3 separate regions of the Homo sapiens genome follow, and regions 1 and 2 are each linked to region 3. Evidence: read pairs that join two places in POLR2A ChIA-PET (ENCODE). Cell type or tissue: GM12878. All regions are shown on one strand. Each heading gives the region's core, and the rest is flanking DNA. Links, peaks and the distances in the headings are about the cores only.

Region 1 (5,871 bases), core at 463-5,462, 630 kb after region 3:
AAAGAAAAAGAACAACATGGACTTTGAATTTGGATTTAGATCTGCCATTTACTAGCCATATAAATTTAGGCAAGTTACTCAAACCTCAATTTTCTCATCTTCAAAATGAAGACAATATCAACTATTGAATGGGTGATGAGATGAGATCACATACGGAAAAGAGCCTTACATGACATTTCATGCAAAGTATCTTTTCAACAAACAGTAGATTGTGTGCCCCTTTTAGCTCAACTTCCCACCTAGGCTACTTTCATACTTTAAAAAAAGTTATGAAACAAAATGTTAATAATTGATTTTAAGATATTTGTCTCCAACTCCCAATGTGATACATCATCCATATTTACCTTTTGCCATTCTGTAGTAAAATGTGCAGTTTGCTTCTGTCTACAGAAGAATGTTTGGGGTCCACCAAAGCATCCAAGGTCTCAAGGATCAGTGGCTGCAAAATGCTAAGTTTCCCCTGAAGGGTGTTGATCTAGATAACAACATGACCTTTCATAAGAATTAAAACAATCTTTTTAGAATATTCAGGATCAGTGAATCCTCTGATTAAATACAGAAATCTGTAGTAGCTTGAAATGCTGGTAACATTTCAGAACATAGATAATTCTAGAATGCCTATTCCAGATGATTCAAAAACTAGATCCTCTGGGTTCAAAGAACTATGTATGATGTTATCTTTAGGCACAGATTTGGTTGACAAGGAGCTAACTCTCGTAAGAGTCTTTCTCCTCCCGCCCGGCCAGCCGCCCCGTCCGGGAGGTGAGGGGCACCTCTGCCCGGCCGCCCCGTCTGGGAAGTGATGAGCCCCTCTGCCCAGCCGCCACCCCGTCTGGGAGGTGTACCCAACAGCTCATTGAGAACGGGCCACGATGATGATGGCGGTTTTGTCGAATAGAAAAGGGGGAAATGTGGAGAAAAGAAAGAGAGATCAGATTGTTACTGTGTCTGTGTAGAAAGAAGTAGACATAGGAGACTCCATTTTGTTCTGTACTAAGAAAAATTCTTCTGCCTTGGGATGCTGTTAATCTATAACCTTACCCCCAACCCTGTGCTCTCTGAAACATGTGCTGTGTCCACTCAGGGTTAAATGGATTAAGGGCGGTGCAAGATGTGCTTTGTTAAACAGATGCTTGAAGGCAGCATGCTCGTTAAGAGTCATCACCACTCCCTAATCTCAAGTACCCAGGGACACAAACACTGCGGAAGGCGGCAGGGTCCTCTTCCTAGGAAAACCAGAGACCCTTGTTCACATGTTTATCTGCTGACCTTCCCTCCACTATTGTCCTATGACCCTGCCAAATCCCCCTCTCCGAGAAACACCCAAGAATGATCAATAAATACTAAAAAAATTTAAAAAAAAAAGTCTTTCTCCTATAGACATTCATTATGAAGTAATGAGGGATCAAGTAAAATAAAATCTGCTATTATTAAAACACAAGCTTTCAGTAATACCTGTGTTCTCTGTAAACAGAATATGGTTCAAAATTCCTACAAAGCTCTTTGAAAATAAAAACTTGAGCTTTAAAACATAAACATATCAGAGTAAAGTCAAAAATAGACTATTTAGGTTAACACAAGTATGGTTTGATATTTGATATTCGGCAGGTATGCACTAATCCTGCTATATAGTTGTTAAAATACTGAAACACTTCCATGCCAGTTGGCAAATAGCATATACTAACTAAATCAAGCGGTAAAACTGATGACGTAAATTACAGCATATAGTCTTTATCTCAGAAGCACAATTACTGTGAAACAGATTTTTTTATTTGGAAACAAGTCCAGAGTCACAGTGCCTCTGCAGACATGTTGTTTATTTCGTCTCCAGAGGAACTGCTTCCGGGTTAAGAAGTCCTTGGGTGGGAGGGAAGACTGGACAGCCAAATAGGCAGACCACATCTTTTAATCTAAGAGATATCAAACCCTCTGCTCAGCAAGGTGTGGACTTTTGTAGTGGTTGGGGAGGCTGCTGAGGGTCACAGATAGGGTATTTGTGAGGCATATCTACTCATGGTATGTCTTGGTCCCTTAGGTGGGTTTGGGGAGCTTTCCCTTGTTCGAAAACTTATCCCTTTTGAGAGGTGGCTGGTCTTGCTTCTATGTAGTGTTGTTTCGTAAGGAAATCTTCCTGGGACCCCATTTAAAGGAAGAAGAATGTGTATCCCAGCAGACATCCTGAACTCCCTCTCTATTCTCCCCACAGCCAATCTCTAGGCCGGAGACCCATGCCAGCCTAGCCTCTCTCCTTCCCCTCCTGCTCCCTTTAAGATCCCTGTCTTTCTCCTAACAGCATGAGCTCCTGAGAGCTTACCCAGCCTGTGGAGCCCATGACTTACCACTGTTTACATCTTCTTTCTCTCTTCTGCTTTCCCCCTGCTTGGTAACTGGGCTCCCACTACTTATCATCTCACTGGCTGGTGCTAGCTGGTGCTCATTAATTACCCCAAGCAGGAAGTGTAGCCATCTATTCTTTCAGAGCAAGGCAGACAAAAGAAAAGTGTGCCAGGTTCACCCAACCCAATGCACCTCATGTCCTCTCTACCCTCTCTCCTCCTCCCACTCTGGTTAGTATGCTCCCAGCACCAACTCTTGCATGTAGCCAGTTCCTGAACAGTACCATCCTGACTTAACAGGAGGAAGAAAAGATAATGAAAGATTTGTGGGGTCAGGGAAGCAGAGAACCACCCTTGTTTAGAGCCTGACAGGAGTCTCAGACATCTAAGGACTCTTAATTTAAAGGAGGAGTCACTGGAAGAACTGTGCGTGATTCCTATGTCAATCTAGGTCTCAAAAAGATGCATCATTTACCTGGCTCAAACAAAGGATTGTACAAACAAATCAAAAAATGACTTGATGAAATGATTTAATAAAATAATTATCACATGTCAAGCATTTTTATAATATACATAGAGTCTTTAGTTCTATTTGACTGGGTCATAACATTTAAGAATTAAGTGATATCTCCATGTAGGATCCTTAGAGACGACTTGTTTCGGGGCAGGATGTGGTCAGGGGACATGCCATTGAAACAATACCCCAACTTGTCTTCCCACTCAATGACATTTCAAAATCAGAATAAACCCAAGAAGCTAAATAAAAACAGACTTACCCAATATTGCAGGAGTGCTTCTATAGCTCTAAACTCAAAAGGTAAAGGGTATGTAACGAGTTGACCCTCTCCAGACAACTGTGAAGGGAGTTCCCGGAACAGCCATTGCTCTAAGTTTAAATTACGATAATCTAATATCAGAAGACACTCTGGAGTTATCACAGCTTTCAAATACTGTTAAAAAAAAAAAAACCAAAACATATAAATATGTGAGTGTATATACACACATGCATGTATATACATATATATGTATACATACATATATATATGCAAATTGTAGAGCTGTAGGAAAAAAGAACATTCATAAAATTTGGTTTAATACTTTACTAATTGTGGATTAAGACTAAACCAAATCAGTGTTCATTTTTGTTTTTCAAAAAAATCAAGGTTTTTTTTTTCAAAAGAAAAGAAACTTAAAAAATATATGTCTTGATACTGCTAACTCACTCTCAATAAAACTGGAATTATTCACATAAATTATATATTTACTAAGACTTCTGGGGTAATCATGAAAAAAAAACAAAAACAAAAAAAAAAACACCAAAAAATACCCCCAGAAAGCCGGGCATGGTGGCTCATGCCTGTAATCCCAGCACTTTTGGAGGCTGAGGAAGGTGGATCATGAGGTCAAGAGATCGAGACCATCCTGGCCAACATGGTGAAACCCCGTCTCTACTAAAAATACAAAAATCAGTTAGGCGTGGTGGCCCACACCTGTAGTCCCAGCTACTTCAGAGGCTGAGGCAGGAGAATCGCTTGAACCTGGGAGGCGGAGTTTGCAGTGAGCTGAGATTGTGCCACTGCACTCCAGCCTGGCGACAGAGCGAGACTCCGTCTTTCTTTTTTGGAAAAAATAAATAAATAAATAAAGGGAACAAGATAAGGTCTTCCTAAAAGTCAGGTATTGAGCAGACTTTTAGAAAAGATTTAGTTTAATCATAATTAGTTTGGCACAAATGGAAGTTTCCTTTTTAAAACACCACTAAAGCATATAAACAAAATCTGAAATTAAGATGAAACATAGCCTTACTACTCTAATTTAGAACAATATGAAATTAGAATTTTTTCTAAAAAGACTGGTTATCTTGTATGTTAAAAGTAGATAAAGGTAGCCACTTTATCAGTGATATAGAAATTAGAGATAATTTTCTATTTTTACATTTTTCCAACATTCTATCATGAATTTTTTTTTCTTTTTTTTTTTTGAGATGGAAGTCTTGCTCTGTCACCCAGGCTGGAGTGCAGTGGGGCAATCTCGGCTCACTGCAACCTCCACCTTCAGGGTTCAAGCTATTCTCCTACCTCAGCCTCCTGAGTAGCTGGAATTACAGGCACCCGCCACCATGCCTGGCTAATTTTTGTATTTTTTAGTAGAGACGGGGTTTCACCATGTTGGTCAGGCTGGTCTCGAACTCCTGACCTCAGGTGATCCACCCCTCTCGGCCTCCCAAAGTGCTGGGATTACAGATGTGAGCCACCACAACCTAGCCTCATGAAAATTTTTATACAGAAAAGTTGAAAGATTGCAGTGAACACCATATACCCACCAGTTAGATTACACAATTATCATTCTGCTGAATTTGCTTTTTCACATACCTGTCTGTCTCTCCATGAAAGAGACACTGTTTTGAAGAATGCTAGCTACTGATTCCAAGAGTAGAGAATATTTCTGAAGAAAATCACATGGGAGAAGACTGCTTCATTTTTGATAAAGTATTTTTTATTTACTTATTTATTTTTAGAGATGGGATCTTGCTATGTTGCTTAGGCTGGTCACAAACTCCTGGTCTCTGGTGACCCTCCCACTTCAGCCTCCTGAGTAGCTGGGACTAAAGGCACATGCTACCAATACTGGCCCATTTTTTATTATTTTGATTAGTTCTAGAAAAATGAACAAAAATCTGCCATCAAAGACTCTTTGAAGAAAGTCTCATACCCACTACAGGGCCAATACCATTCATCTATTTTTGAACCTAAACATTAGCCCACCAAAATAACTGAAACCCACATTAACTCTGAATCACTAAAGAAAGTCAAATTATTATTTGGCATGCTCTGAATAGGTAAGGGAAAATACAATATATTTCAGAAAGTTTTCCATTAAAAAAATTTAAACTGGCCAGGCACGGTGGCTCATGCCTGTAATCCCAGCACTTTGGGAGGCAGAGGCAGGTGGATCACCTGAGGTCGGGAGTTTCAGAGCAGCCTGACCAACATGGAGAAACCCCATGTCTACTAAAAATACAAAATTAGCTGGGTTTGGTGGCTTATGCCTGTAATCCCAGCTACTCAGAAGGCTGAGGCAGGAGAATTGCTTGAACCTGGGAGGTGGAGGTTGCAGTGAGCCAAGATCGTGCCAGCCTGGGCAACAAGAGCAAAACTCCATCTCAAAAAAAAAATTAAGGCTATAAAATTTAATGTCTATTCCTGTGCTATTTAGAAAGCCAGAATACATTTTTGGTAGCTCAGGTTATACTATAATTACATGTAACTGTACACAATTGGATATATATCTATTATAAATCAGGATTGTCTTATAGTTTCCAGAACTAGAGAGTAAATCCCAACAGTGAGAATGAACACCACAGTCAGAGCTTTTCCAACTTAAAACACAGCAGTGTTATGCCTATTGAACATGTGCATATAATCCATATAAAATGAGTTCTACTCATAATAGCATATTAAGCTATAAAACATCCTATGTTTCAGGTAGCTATTTCTATTCCAAAATTACTTTTAACCTAGATACTAATCAAGAT
Region 2 (5,871 bases), core at 463-5,462, 120 kb after region 3:
AGCACACAGCAAGCGTCCAAGGGGTCTTTTCTATTTACACCTCTGCAACATTTCAAGGGACTTCTTTCCCCCATATGATGCTTCGAGTTCACACATCCACAAGATCTGAAGCCCTTAGACCTAACCATAATGCATGATAATGAGTGATAGGCAAGCATGACTCAAAGCTGTCTTTTTGGCTTTTACACACACGCAAGTCCCAATTTACCAAGGAGTGATGGTGCCAGGCCTCAGGGAGCATATCCCAAAGAAACCACAAATTGGAAATGCATTACCTTACGTTAGGAGATTACATGGGATTAGCAGAGCTTTGATCATCCCAAAACAGTGCTGGCTCTTGCCCACTGCCCCATGTCTGTAAAGCAGACCAGCGTGGGTCTGCTCAGCCTGCATGTTAATTCAAGAACAAGAAAGCCTTTTCAAAACAGACACGACAGGAGAGCGCTAAAAGCACTGCCACACACACCCATGCACATTTAGAGGGGCCACATGGTTCCTGGTTGCTACGCATTACAAGAGGCAGGAATGTCGAGCTCTGTGAGGCATTTCTGAGCAGTTCTTCATTTATTTGTTTATTTATTTATTTATTTATTTTATTTTTTTGAGACAGAGTCTTACTCTGTCGCTGAGGCTGGAGTGCGGTAGTGCTATCTCGGCTCTCTGCAACCTCTGCCTCCCAGATTCAAGTGATTCTCATGCCTCAGCTTCCCAAGCAGCTGGAACTACAGGCATGCGCCATCACGTCCCCTGCTAATATTTTGTATTTTTAGTAGAGAGGGGATTTCACCATGTTGGCCAGACTGGTCTCAAACTCCTGGCCTCAAGTGATCTACCCACCTCAGCCTCCCAAAATGCTGGAATTACAGGAGTGAGCCGCCGCGCCCAGCCTCTGAGCAGTTCTAACTTGCTGTGGGGGAGAAAAATCTTGCTATTGAAAAGAGTTAGGAAACTCTCGGCCACTTTTGGTGGGAATGTAAAATGGTACAGCCACTACAAAAAACAGTATGGCAGTTCCTAAAAAAAATTAAAAATAGAATTGCCAGGTGATCCAACAATTCCACTTCTGGGTATATACCCAAAATAATTAAAAGCAGAATCTTGAAAAGATACTTGTATATCATATTCATAGCAGCATTGTTCACAATAGCCAAAAGGTGGAAGTAAATCAGGTATCCACCCATGCAAAATGTAGTACAGTATATACACACAATGGAATATTATTCAGCCTGCAAGAAGAATGAAATGCTGACACCTGCTACCACATGCATGGACCTTGAGGGCATTATGCTAAGTGAAATAAGTCAGCCATAAAAGACAAATACTGTATGAATCCACTTCTATGAAGTACCAAGAGTAATCAAATTTATAGAAACAATAAATAGACGGTGGTTGCCAGAGGCTGGGGGGAGGAGAGAGCAGGGAATTGCTTTAAAGGGCATAGAGTTTCAGGTTTGCAAAATGAGAGAGTTCTGGAGTTTGGTGCAGAACGGTATGAATGTACTTTACACTACTGAACTATACACTTAAAAACAGTTGAGATGGTACATTTTATGTTATGTGTATTTTACCTTTTTTTTTTTTTTTTTTTTTTTGAGACTGTCCTGTTCTGTTGCACAGGCTGTAGTGTGATGGCACCATCTTGGCTCACTGCAGCCTCTGCCTCCCTGGTTCAAGCAATTCTTGTGCCTCAGCCTCCTGGAGTAGCTGGAACTACAGGTGCACGCCAACACACCAGGCTAATTTTTGTATTTTTGGTAGAGACAGGGTTTCACCACATTGGCCAGGCTGGTCTCGAACTCCTAACCTCAAATGATCCATCTGCCTCGGCCTCCCAAAGTGCTGGGATTACAGGCGTGAGCCACCGTGCCTGGCCCCTTACCACATTTTTTTTAAAAAAAGAGTTCAGAATGGGTACAAAAAAAAACAGGAAAGTACCAGGCAATTCCTGAGGGTCTACAGAGCAGTTGCTTTTTCTTGAGCCAGGTAAATTTAACAGTAGGGAACTGAATTTCCACAAAAGATAGAAGTGGTTCTAGGCAGCTGACGCTGACCAAGGCTAAGCATATCTGATGCAATCTTAGAAAGACTGTTTCCTTTATAACAGCGTATGTGAGAGTTACGTATGGGATTCTTGCTACTAATTTCTTCCTAGCTGGGCGTCAGTTTTAGGAACTCTGCAAAAATACTTTGAGATTAGCACTTACTGAGGCTCCTCTAGAGATGAATAGCATAATTAGAAGATGTGTCTCCCTTGGGAGCTTATGAGCTATTTAGGGATATAAATAAGGTTTTTTTTATTATTATTCATTTAAAGAATATCAGCCAGGCGTGGTGGCTCATGCCTGTAATCCCAGCACTTTGGGAGGCCGAGGAGGACGGATCACTTGAGGTCAGGAGTTTGAGACCAGCCTGGCCAACATGGTGAAACTCCATCTCTACTAAAAAATACAAAACTTAGCTGGGCGTGGTGGCACACATCTGTAATCCCAGCTACTCAGGAGGCTGAGGCAAGAGAATTGCTTGAACCCAGGAGGTGGAGGTTGCAGTGAGCCGAGATTGCGCCATTGCACTCCAGCCTGGGCGACAGAGTGAGACTCTGTCTCAAATTTTAAAAAAAAGAAAGAAAGAAAGAAAGAATATCAATTGAAAGTCTTCCACATGCTTGGTTCAGTTCTGTTCTGGCTCTCAGGTACAGCAGTGAATATAACAAAGTCCCAGCCTTGTGAAGTTATATTGCAGAGAAGCGAGGCAGACAATAGACAAGCCTATAAAAATACAGTACATCAGGGTCGGGGGGGGCGATAAGTGTTATGGGAAAAAATTAAGTGCAGGGTGGGCAGAATAGGACATGGTGGTCAGGGAAGACTTTACTGACAAATGCCCAGAGGTTTGAAGTCAAGGTCTGAACATATGGAGGTCTGGGGAGAGTGTTCCAGGAATAGTAAGGAAACCAATGTGAGCAAGGCAGAGAATGGTAGAAGATCTAAGGCTGGGCATGGTGGCTCACGCCTGTAATGCTAGCACTTTGGAAGACCAAGGTTGGAGGATCACTTGAGATCAGGTATTTGAGACCGGCCTGGCCAACATAGTGAAACAGCGTCTCTACTAAAAAAAAAAAAAAATAGCTGGGTGTGGTGGCACGTGCCTATAGTCCCAGCTACTCAGGAGGCTGAGACAGGAGAACTGCTTGTGCTCAGGAGGCAGAGGCTGCAGTGAGCCGAGATCATGCCACTGCACTCCAGCCTGGGTGACAGAGCAAGACTCTGTCTCCTCAAAAAAAAAGAGAGAGAGAGAGATCTAAGAGGTTTTGGGGAGTTCAGCTCCTGTAAAGCCTTATAGGTTACTGTAAGGATTTGAGTTTTTACTCTATGAGATGGGGAGCCATTGGCCAGTGTTGAGCAAAGTAATGCAATCTGATTTACCTTACAAAAGGATCATTCTGACTGTTGTCTTGGAAAGAAAGATGGGGGAATAGGGGAAAAGGTAGGTTAGGAGACTACTGACATATTCCAGAAGAGCTCATGGGATCCTTACCTGGCCTGATACTGGCTGAATACTGGGGGTATGGGAAAAAGTGGTCAAGGATGATTCCAGGGCTTTGGCCTAAGCATCTGGAAGGATAACATTGCTCTTTACTGAAATGAAGACTGCTGCTGGAGGAGTAGACTTAAGGTGAGGAAGGGTATTGCTGTGATGCGGAATCAGGAGTCCAGTTTTGGACAGTTAAGTTTATAGTATACATATAAATTGTGGATGACTTCATGAAGTCCCATTCTAAGTACTCAGAATAGCGAACATTCAGGAAATAGTTGTTGAAATGTTGCCTATAAAGCAGCATATACATAATAGAAAATTATTCATAGATTTATCTCTAGCTTATAGGGATTGGGCTATATAACCTATATGGTGTGTTCCATAAGACCATGAGTTCAGTAATACAATGCAAACTGTTCAGAACACTAAAGGGCAATTTAAGGAAAGATCAGAGGGAAAGGGCTGGCTTCTTGGAGGTGAATATTTGAAGTTGAGAGCTTAATGTCCTGGGAAGCAGTGTTCTGTAAACATGATAATTGTGGGAATGCATCAGGGAATGCTTTATCTTCACATGCTCTCCTGCATTTGGTGCTATGCATACCAAGTTCACATGCTTGCATTTCTTGCCCTTTTGCTCCAAGGCCATACATTCATAGAATTTCAGCTGGAAGAGACCTAAAGAGGTGTTTGGTCTATGTTCCTAACAGAAGGCTGGCAAGCAATCAGCCCCAGTGCTCAGCTCCCTCCCTTTTTCCCTCCAAAGGAGATTTATCTGTCTCCATCAGTCACACATCCATTTAACAGTCAATAGCTAGTAGGCACCACATTTGCTTTTATTTTAACTCAAATCCCACAGGTTATATCTTCAATCACTTCTCTTTATTCTAATTCTGGGGAATAATTGTTCTTCCTTCTGTAAGACAGTCCTCAAAAACCATTAAAATAACATAGTAACAACACCAATAACTCTCCAAACACCGAAATCACCAGTCCAATATTTGTATTCCACCAGGCACTTGAGTCGAATAGTATCTACTGCCGACAAGAGGGCGAGTGTATTCTCAGTGGTGAAGAGGCTCAAACGTGTGTGAATTAGGATATGAAATGCAGGGGCACACGGCCTACAGCTGTTGAACTTGAATTCCTCTGTGAATGCAAACCCCACAGCTGAGAGGCACTTCTCAGAGAGGCCTGTGTACGTTTGCTCTTCTAGATGTACAGGGCTTATCCTCATTGTGACTTAGCCATCGTCTTGTGTGCAGAGAACAAACGAGAGCAGGTGTTCACATTTATCTTCCTCAAGCAGCCCCTTGAGGCTTTTTGGGGGAGGGTCAGGAAAGGAAGAGGCTGAAATACAGCCTTCCATCCCCCAACTCTCACTCCTGCCAGCAGACAGCTGTTTCAGTCTCTTCTTGCTGCTGCTAATGAAAACATAGCCGGGATTCCATAAAAGATATTTAATATGGGATTGCTTGGAGAAGCCACTTTCTTTGGAGATTTGCTTAAACCAAAGCTCTTGGATTTGTTACCATTGCTGTGAAATTTTCATCTCCAGCAGCCTTAGCATGAATGACCTATTTTGAATGTGACAGCGATTACACTTCGGTGGCGTGAATAATTTATTAGGTGCAAGAGCACTGTCAACGTAGTGATATTACAGCAGTCTTGCTAGCCTGGCTAATTATGGAGGATGACAGCACTCTATCCTGTTGTCACAGCTCCTCTCCAAAGCTGCCAGGGATGTGGATTCTATGTGAGCAGAGAAGGAAAGAGGGGCAGTGGGGCCAGGTTCCTGCTACCAAAGAAGGCTTTGTGGGTTGAGCAAGCTGTGCTGCAGGAGTTGGATTTCCACTTTCACCTCTGCAAAGTGAAACTGTGCTGGGCCCATGGGGATGAATCTTGTATCCAGTATCCTGATTTTGCATAAAATGTGTGTTAGTTGGGGGAGGTGCAGGCTGTGAAAGAGTGACTTAGGAAGGAAAGAGGCATTAGACCCTGGAGCTAGCTAGGGTATCTAATGGTTTCCAGGTTTACAGAGGAGGCACAGGCCTTTTTAGCATGCAGCTGGATTCAGAGCCTAGGAGCAGGAGTATGAGAGAAAGGAATAGAGCACAGCCAGGAGGAGCCTCAGTTATGGCTTCGGTGTGTGTTCCCTTGTGTTTTAAGCTACCTTGAGACTCTAGAGCTTTCTCTAGCTTTGCCTGAGTAGTAGTGACAGCTCATTTAACCTTACTGAGACCTCAGTTCCAGATATAAATCAGGCTCCAAAATAATGTCCATGAAGATTTTGAAGTTTAACAGTCAGTGACAAAGTTTTAAGCAATAGGGCTTCTGGGC
Region 3 (5,871 bases), core at 549-5,548:
CTTTACTTTGCACCCATAGGGGTGTCACGATGTGTGAAATGGGTCCCTTGAAGACAGCAGACAGATAGGGTTTTTTTTTTTTTTGTATCTAATTTGCCGCTCTGTGCCTTTTAAGTGGGGTGTTTAGGCCATTTACATTCAAGGTTAATATTGATATGTGAGGTTTTGACCCTACTGTGAAGTTGATACCTGGTTGCTTTGTAGCTTCTATTGTGCAATTGCTTTATCGAGTCTGTTGGTTACGTACTTAACTCTGTTTTTGTGGTAGCAGGTATTGCTCTTTTGTTTCCATGTTTAGAAGTCCCTTAAGGATTTCTTGTAAGCTGTTCTAGTGGGAAAAAAAATTCCCTTAGCACTTGCTTGTCTGGAAAAGATTATATTTCCCTTTTCTTATGAAGCTTAGTTTGATGAGATATGAAATTCTTGGTTGGAATTTCTTTTCTTTCAGACTACTGAACACAGGCCCCCAATCTCTCTTGGTTTATAAGGTTTCTTCTAAGAAATCTATTGTTAGCCTGATGGGGTTCCTTTAGTATGTAATTTGCCCTTTTTCTCTAACTATCTTTGAGATTTTTTTCTTTAGCATTGACCCAGCCTGGTGACTGTATTCCTTAGTGATGTTCATTTTGTATAGTATCTCACAGGTGTTCGCTGGATTTTTTTGTATCTGGATGTCTATCTCTCTGGCAAGATTAGGGAAATTTTCTTGAATTATTCCACCAAATATATTTTCCAGGTTGTTTATTTTTTCTCCTTCTCTCCCAGGAATGCCAATAATTCATAAGTTTGGTTGCTTTACATAATCGCATATTTTTTGAAGACTTTGTTCCTTTTTTAAAATTCTTTTTTCTTAATTTTTGTCTGACTGTGTTAGTTCAAAAGACCAGTCTTTAAGCTCTGAAATTCTTTCTTCTGCTTGGTCCAGTTTACCAAATATAGTTTTCTTATGCTGCATTTGCCATTCTAGGGAATTGTGTTCAGTGGCAATAGTCAAGAAAACCTCACTGGCTACCTTACGTAGATTTTGTCTTAATTTTGGTCTCTACCTTTCCCCCCTAATTCAGAAAATGAGTCTTGGGGAGCTGGCACATGAGGGATCAGGATCCACAAGAAATTGTCTAGACCAGGAATGTCCCACATGACCTGCAATTGCCAGTTAATGTAATGACTCAGAGTGGTGGTCCCTCAGGTAAACAAAGACACTCTGCAAATAGATTTATAGAATACAAAGGGCCTTTACAAGCTGGAAAAGGCAAGGAACAGATCCTCCACCGGAGCCTCCAGAAGGAATGCAGCTCTGCCTATACCTCGACTTTCACCCTATAAGACCCATTTCAGACTTTGACCTCCAGAACTGAAAGATGATAGATCTGTGTTGTTTTAAGCCTTTAAATTTGTGGTAATTTGTTATAGCAGCAGTAGGAAACTAATACACAGAACTTGTGATATAAAGTATCCCAGACCCCCTCATATTGCAGATAAGGAAACAGAGGCCCAGGGAATTTGCCAACTTTCATGAAGTCACATGGCTAGTTAATAATAGCTGCTGACAACATTGAGAAATTCCTCTATGCTAAACACAAGTCTTAGTCCTTAGCATGTATTTACTCATGAAGTCATCAGCATAACCCTAAGGCAGCGGCCCTCATTCTTATCCTCACATTTTATAGATTAAGAGACTGAGGCATAAGGATGTTAATGTCATGAAGATACTAAATAGGGTGCTACGAGTTTGCACCCAGGCATTTCTGCTCTGGAATGCACTCTCTTTACCACCAGACATAGTGACAGAAGGGGAGCCTGAGCTCTTGGGTGCCAGTCCAGTATCCTACCAACTTCTAAAGAGTTACTTGATCTCATTTCCTCTTGACAACTCTGAAATCTGTAGGTCATTCCCATTCTAAGTGAAGAAAACAAGACACCGAGACCAAGAGATGTGCCTAAAGCACTCACCTGGTCAGTTGCAATTACAAGCCTTTTGACTCCCATCTCTTGGTAGTTTCCCCCAGTCCCTCTGCTTCTGGCACCATGAGAGACACAAAAGATAAATGACAGAGTTTCTGCCATCAGCAAGTTTATGGGTTATCTTGGGCTAAATTTGGTAACTTGGGTGTCACTTTTTTCAGTTCCATCCTCAGGGCAAGACTACTCCTGAGGCCTTGATCAATAACTGTTTGTTCTCTGGAGCAATCTGACATTGCACAGAGGAAAAGCTTGGAACAAAGTAAGCAATCAATGTACTGAGCTTCCCCTGCCAGGGGCAGCTTTAGAATGTCTATGTAAGAGAGTCTTCAGCCACATATTTGGAAGAGGCTGTAGCACCTAAGTGTGGTATTATAGCCAACATAATGTATTTAGTTAGAGTGTATTTTTACTTGGGGAATTTTGAGGAGGAGCTGATGGAGATTTAGGGGGCTGACTAAAACTGCCCCAAACCACCCCTTGATGTACCACTTCCCCATGTAAACCCCTGTATGTTGCAGCTCAGAAAGAGGAATATACAGTTCTCGCCACCAAGAAGCTTACTCAGTATTTGAATGTGGGCAATTTTTTTTTCTTTTCTCTTTTTTCTTCATACAGTCTTTCTCTGTTGCCCAGGCTGGAGAGCAAAAGTGCAATCATAGCTCACTGCAACCTTGAACTCTTCCCTCAGGCAATCCTCCTGCCTCAGCCTCTGGAGTAGCTGGGACTATAGGCACACACCACCAAGACCAACTAATTTTAAAATTTTTTGTAGAGATAGGGTCCTGCTGTGTTGCCCTGGCCTCAAGTGATCCTCCCACCTCAGCCTCCCAAAGCGCTGAGATTACAGGTGTGAGCTACTTCATCCAGCCTGGATGCGTGCTTTAAAAGAAATCAGAGAACAAACAAAACGCCTAACAAATTTGGGCAGTGCAGACATGGGCCACCTGCAGGTGAGAGCAATAGGTGCGTGGAGGACAGCCCCATGTCTATGGCTTCAGGAAAGCCTCATGTAAAATGAGGCTTTGAAGTATGAACTAGTAGGTGAGGGGCAAGTGTGATCGTAGGTGGAGAAAAAGAATGGGTGAGAAAATTCAAATAGACATATTTGAAGACAGTGCACTGGGCAGATTAACTGGTGAAAAAGAAAGTATGAAATCACTTATGTTGGTTATCACCGAATCATTCTTTCAGTCAACAAATATTTATTGCTCACCTACCAAGTGCCAGGCACTATATTAGATACCGGAGACCCAGCAGTAAATAAATCATACGCCCTAAAAGGTAAGGGGTGTTGCTCTGATTCAGCTCTAGCAGCAAAGCTCTGCTCTTCATTTCTGCCTACAGAGAGGGATTCCCATTTCAGCCCATTCCTGCGTGCAGTCAGACACACCTGCCCTCCCCCTGCCATTGCACGGCTCCTCTGACGCGAGGGCAGACACAGGAGCCCGGTGATCGTCTCTGCTTGAATAAATTACCGCCCCATCATCTTCATGCATAAAACATGGCACAGGAGGCTAGGGCAGCCCAGCACAGCAGCTGCCTTCGGGCCAGTCGGAAGTTAAGGGAAGGAAAGGCAAGGCAAGTTACAAGATAAAAGAAGTCAACGGAAGCCTCAAATACTCTTTTTTTTTTTTTTAAGAAAAGAACAAAAAGGGGGGGGTTAAGTTTTCTTTTTCATTTTTATACGTCTGGACTTAACTTCCAGGATAGCTGCAAGACCCTTTTGTTCCTTTGCCATGAGCAGGTTTTAGGCCGCTCTGTTGGGACCATGGTGTTACCTTCGCGATTACACTGGATCAGAAACAGGCCATGGAGGGACAGGATCCGGAGGCGCCAGCTCAACCGTGAGTGTCCCGTCTGGTGTTACCTACTCTCTGCCTTTGTTTTCCACACTTTCCCGCAACACACTCATTTCTTGCCCTCTGCAAATCTTCTCCAATCTTTCCCCCTTCCTCCTCTCTTCCACTTTCCTGTGCTCCGTTTTCCAATGGACTTTGGTATTTTTTTACCGACTCTCTCTCTTCCTATTTCCTTCCCAGCCCTATCCTAATTAGAGGTAACTAGATACATTTTGTTTCAAGTGGTGAGCAAGACAGGGCCACAGGGCCTCTTTTCTTTATTTCTCCAACCAGATGGAAAATACAAATAAATATTTACATCGGTCAAGGAGTCATGTGAATTGGAATTTTTGTTTATTACAGTGGGGAAAAAAATGGAACATCTGAATCAAACAGGTTATCAGCAGTGTCGCTAGATGAGGTGAAATTCAAGGATCAGTGAGTCATATTTCCTTTAAAGGGCCCAATTGTATGCTTCTTAAATTATCAAACTCACAACTGAGTAGACAGGAACTCTAACCAAAAGGGAGTTTTTAGTGCTGGAGTAATCTGAGAATGAAAAAGCATTTCCTATGTATGCCAAGACCATTTCTCATGAACAAGTAACAAATTTGTGTGTGTCTGTTTTTAGAGATGTTTATTTATCTCAGATGTCAGCAAATTCAAATGGGTGGAGGGCTGGGCTGCTAAGAAGAATGAGTGAAAGGGGTCTGTTTTCACAGGGGTAAGGAATAGTTCACTTTCTTCCTGTCTCTGTTGTGAGAAAAATGATAGTGAAAGCATGATGATAAATGACAACTGACATTTGGCCTCAATATGAGGTAGCAATAGGCAGTGGTAGAGGGTGCAGCAAATGGGGAAATATGTGTCCCATCATAGTGGGGCACCCACCATTCAATGCCATCAGATTGTTTCCATGAGGAATGGGGTAGAGGTTGGTGGATTTTCCAATTTTTCAAAAAAAGCAGGCAGATGCGGTAGCTCATGCCTGTAATCCCAGCACTTTGGGAGGCCAAGGCGGGAGGATCATGACGTCAAGAGATCGAGACCACCCTGGCCAACATGGTGAAACCCTGTCTCTACTAAAAATACAAAAATTAGCCGGGCGTGGTGGTGGACGCCTGTAATCCCAGCTACTCAGGAGGCTGAGGCATGAGAATCACTTGAACCCAGGAGGTGGAGGTTGCGGTGAGCTGAGATCGTGCCATTGCACTCTAGCCTGGGCAACAACAGCGAAACTCTGTCTCGAAAAAAAAAAAAAAAAGCAAGAAACACTAATTTCTATGTGAAAGCTCTCAAGTTTAAATGTTGGCAGTTTATTCTTTGAATTTTAAATATGTAATACCAATGTTCTGAGGCAACGTGTGACAACTGTGGACCACCAGTAGCCAAGCCCTGGTTTATGTGCTAGGTGTTGTTCTCATTAGAAGTCCATCACACAGGCCGGGCGCGGTGGCTCACGCCTGTAATTCCAACACTTTGGGAGGCCGAGTTGGGCAGATCACCTGAGGTGAGGAGTTGAAGAGCAGCCTGGCCAACATGGTAAAACCCCATCTCTACTAAAAATACAAAAATTAGCCAGGCGTGGTGGTGGGCACCTGTAATCCCAACTACTCAAGAGGCTGAGACTGGAGAATCGCTTGAACCCAAGAGGCGGAGATTGCAGTGAGCGGAGATTGTGCCATTGTACTCCAGCCTGGGCGATGAGCGAAACTCCATCTAAAAAAAAAAAAAAAGTAGAAGTCTATCACACAGTGTTCTTTATGCCTAGATGCCTAGTTATATGTTGGCAACTCTTCCTTATGTGTTAAAAGCCCCTGGTATAGACAATTAAATTAAGATGAATGAGTGGCTTAGGAACATGTATCCAAAATAGTCACAGTCTACTAGTTTCGGAGGCAAGCTGAGCTGGTTGGATTCCAAATGACAATTCAAAGACAAGCAAACAATTTGCATCAAGCAAAATACTTCTTTTTCTTTGATATAATTGAAGAAGCCATCAGTTTTCTCTGGGCCTTTACCTTCTTGATCATGTTTCTTTTACTTGCGCGTACCTTAAATTTAAATT

What was found. Peaks named below come from ENCODE experiments on the same cell type or tissue, not always from the same donor. Only the 100,000 strongest peaks of a DNase experiment are listed, where the experiment ranks them.
Region 1: POLR2A ChIA-PET joins it to region 3 with 5 read pairs; 3 of 35 experiments call an interaction of 5 or more read pairs at or near these places.
Region 2: POLR2A ChIA-PET joins it to region 3 with 6 read pairs; 6 of 35 experiments call an interaction of 5 or more read pairs at or near these places.

The regions. Positions count from the first base shown.
Region 1 is chr6:24,409,637-24,415,507 of GRCh38, reverse strand. It overlaps MRS2 (magnesium transporter MRS2), which reads right to left. Exons shown (of 11, transcript NM_020662.4): 5 at 3,113-3,286; 6 at 345-475. Among named protein-coding and RNA genes, the nearest start is that of MRS2, 9.6 kb to the right of the region's middle. In GM12878, for the core only: no CTCF peak of the experiment used is centred there; no DNase peak of the experiment used is centred there.
Region 2 is chr6:24,918,580-24,924,450 of GRCh38, reverse strand. All of the region lies in intron 1 of RIPOR2 (RHO family interacting cell polarization regulator 2), which reads left to right. Among named protein-coding and RNA genes, the nearest start is that of RIPOR2, 14 kb to the left of the region's middle. In GM12878, for the core only: no CTCF peak of the experiment used is centred there; no DNase peak of the experiment used is centred there; H3K4me3 peaks cover 803 bases; H3K27ac peaks cover 741 bases.
Region 3 is chr6:25,039,789-25,045,659 of GRCh38, reverse strand. It overlaps a transcript of RIPOR2 not described here. Among named protein-coding and RNA genes, the nearest start is that of RIPOR2, 110 kb to the right of the region's middle. In GM12878, for the core only: a CTCF peak has its summit at 2,941; DNase peaks (open chromatin) are centred at 2,360, 3,469 and 4,347; H3K4me3 peaks cover 2,816 bases; H3K27ac peaks cover 3,244 bases.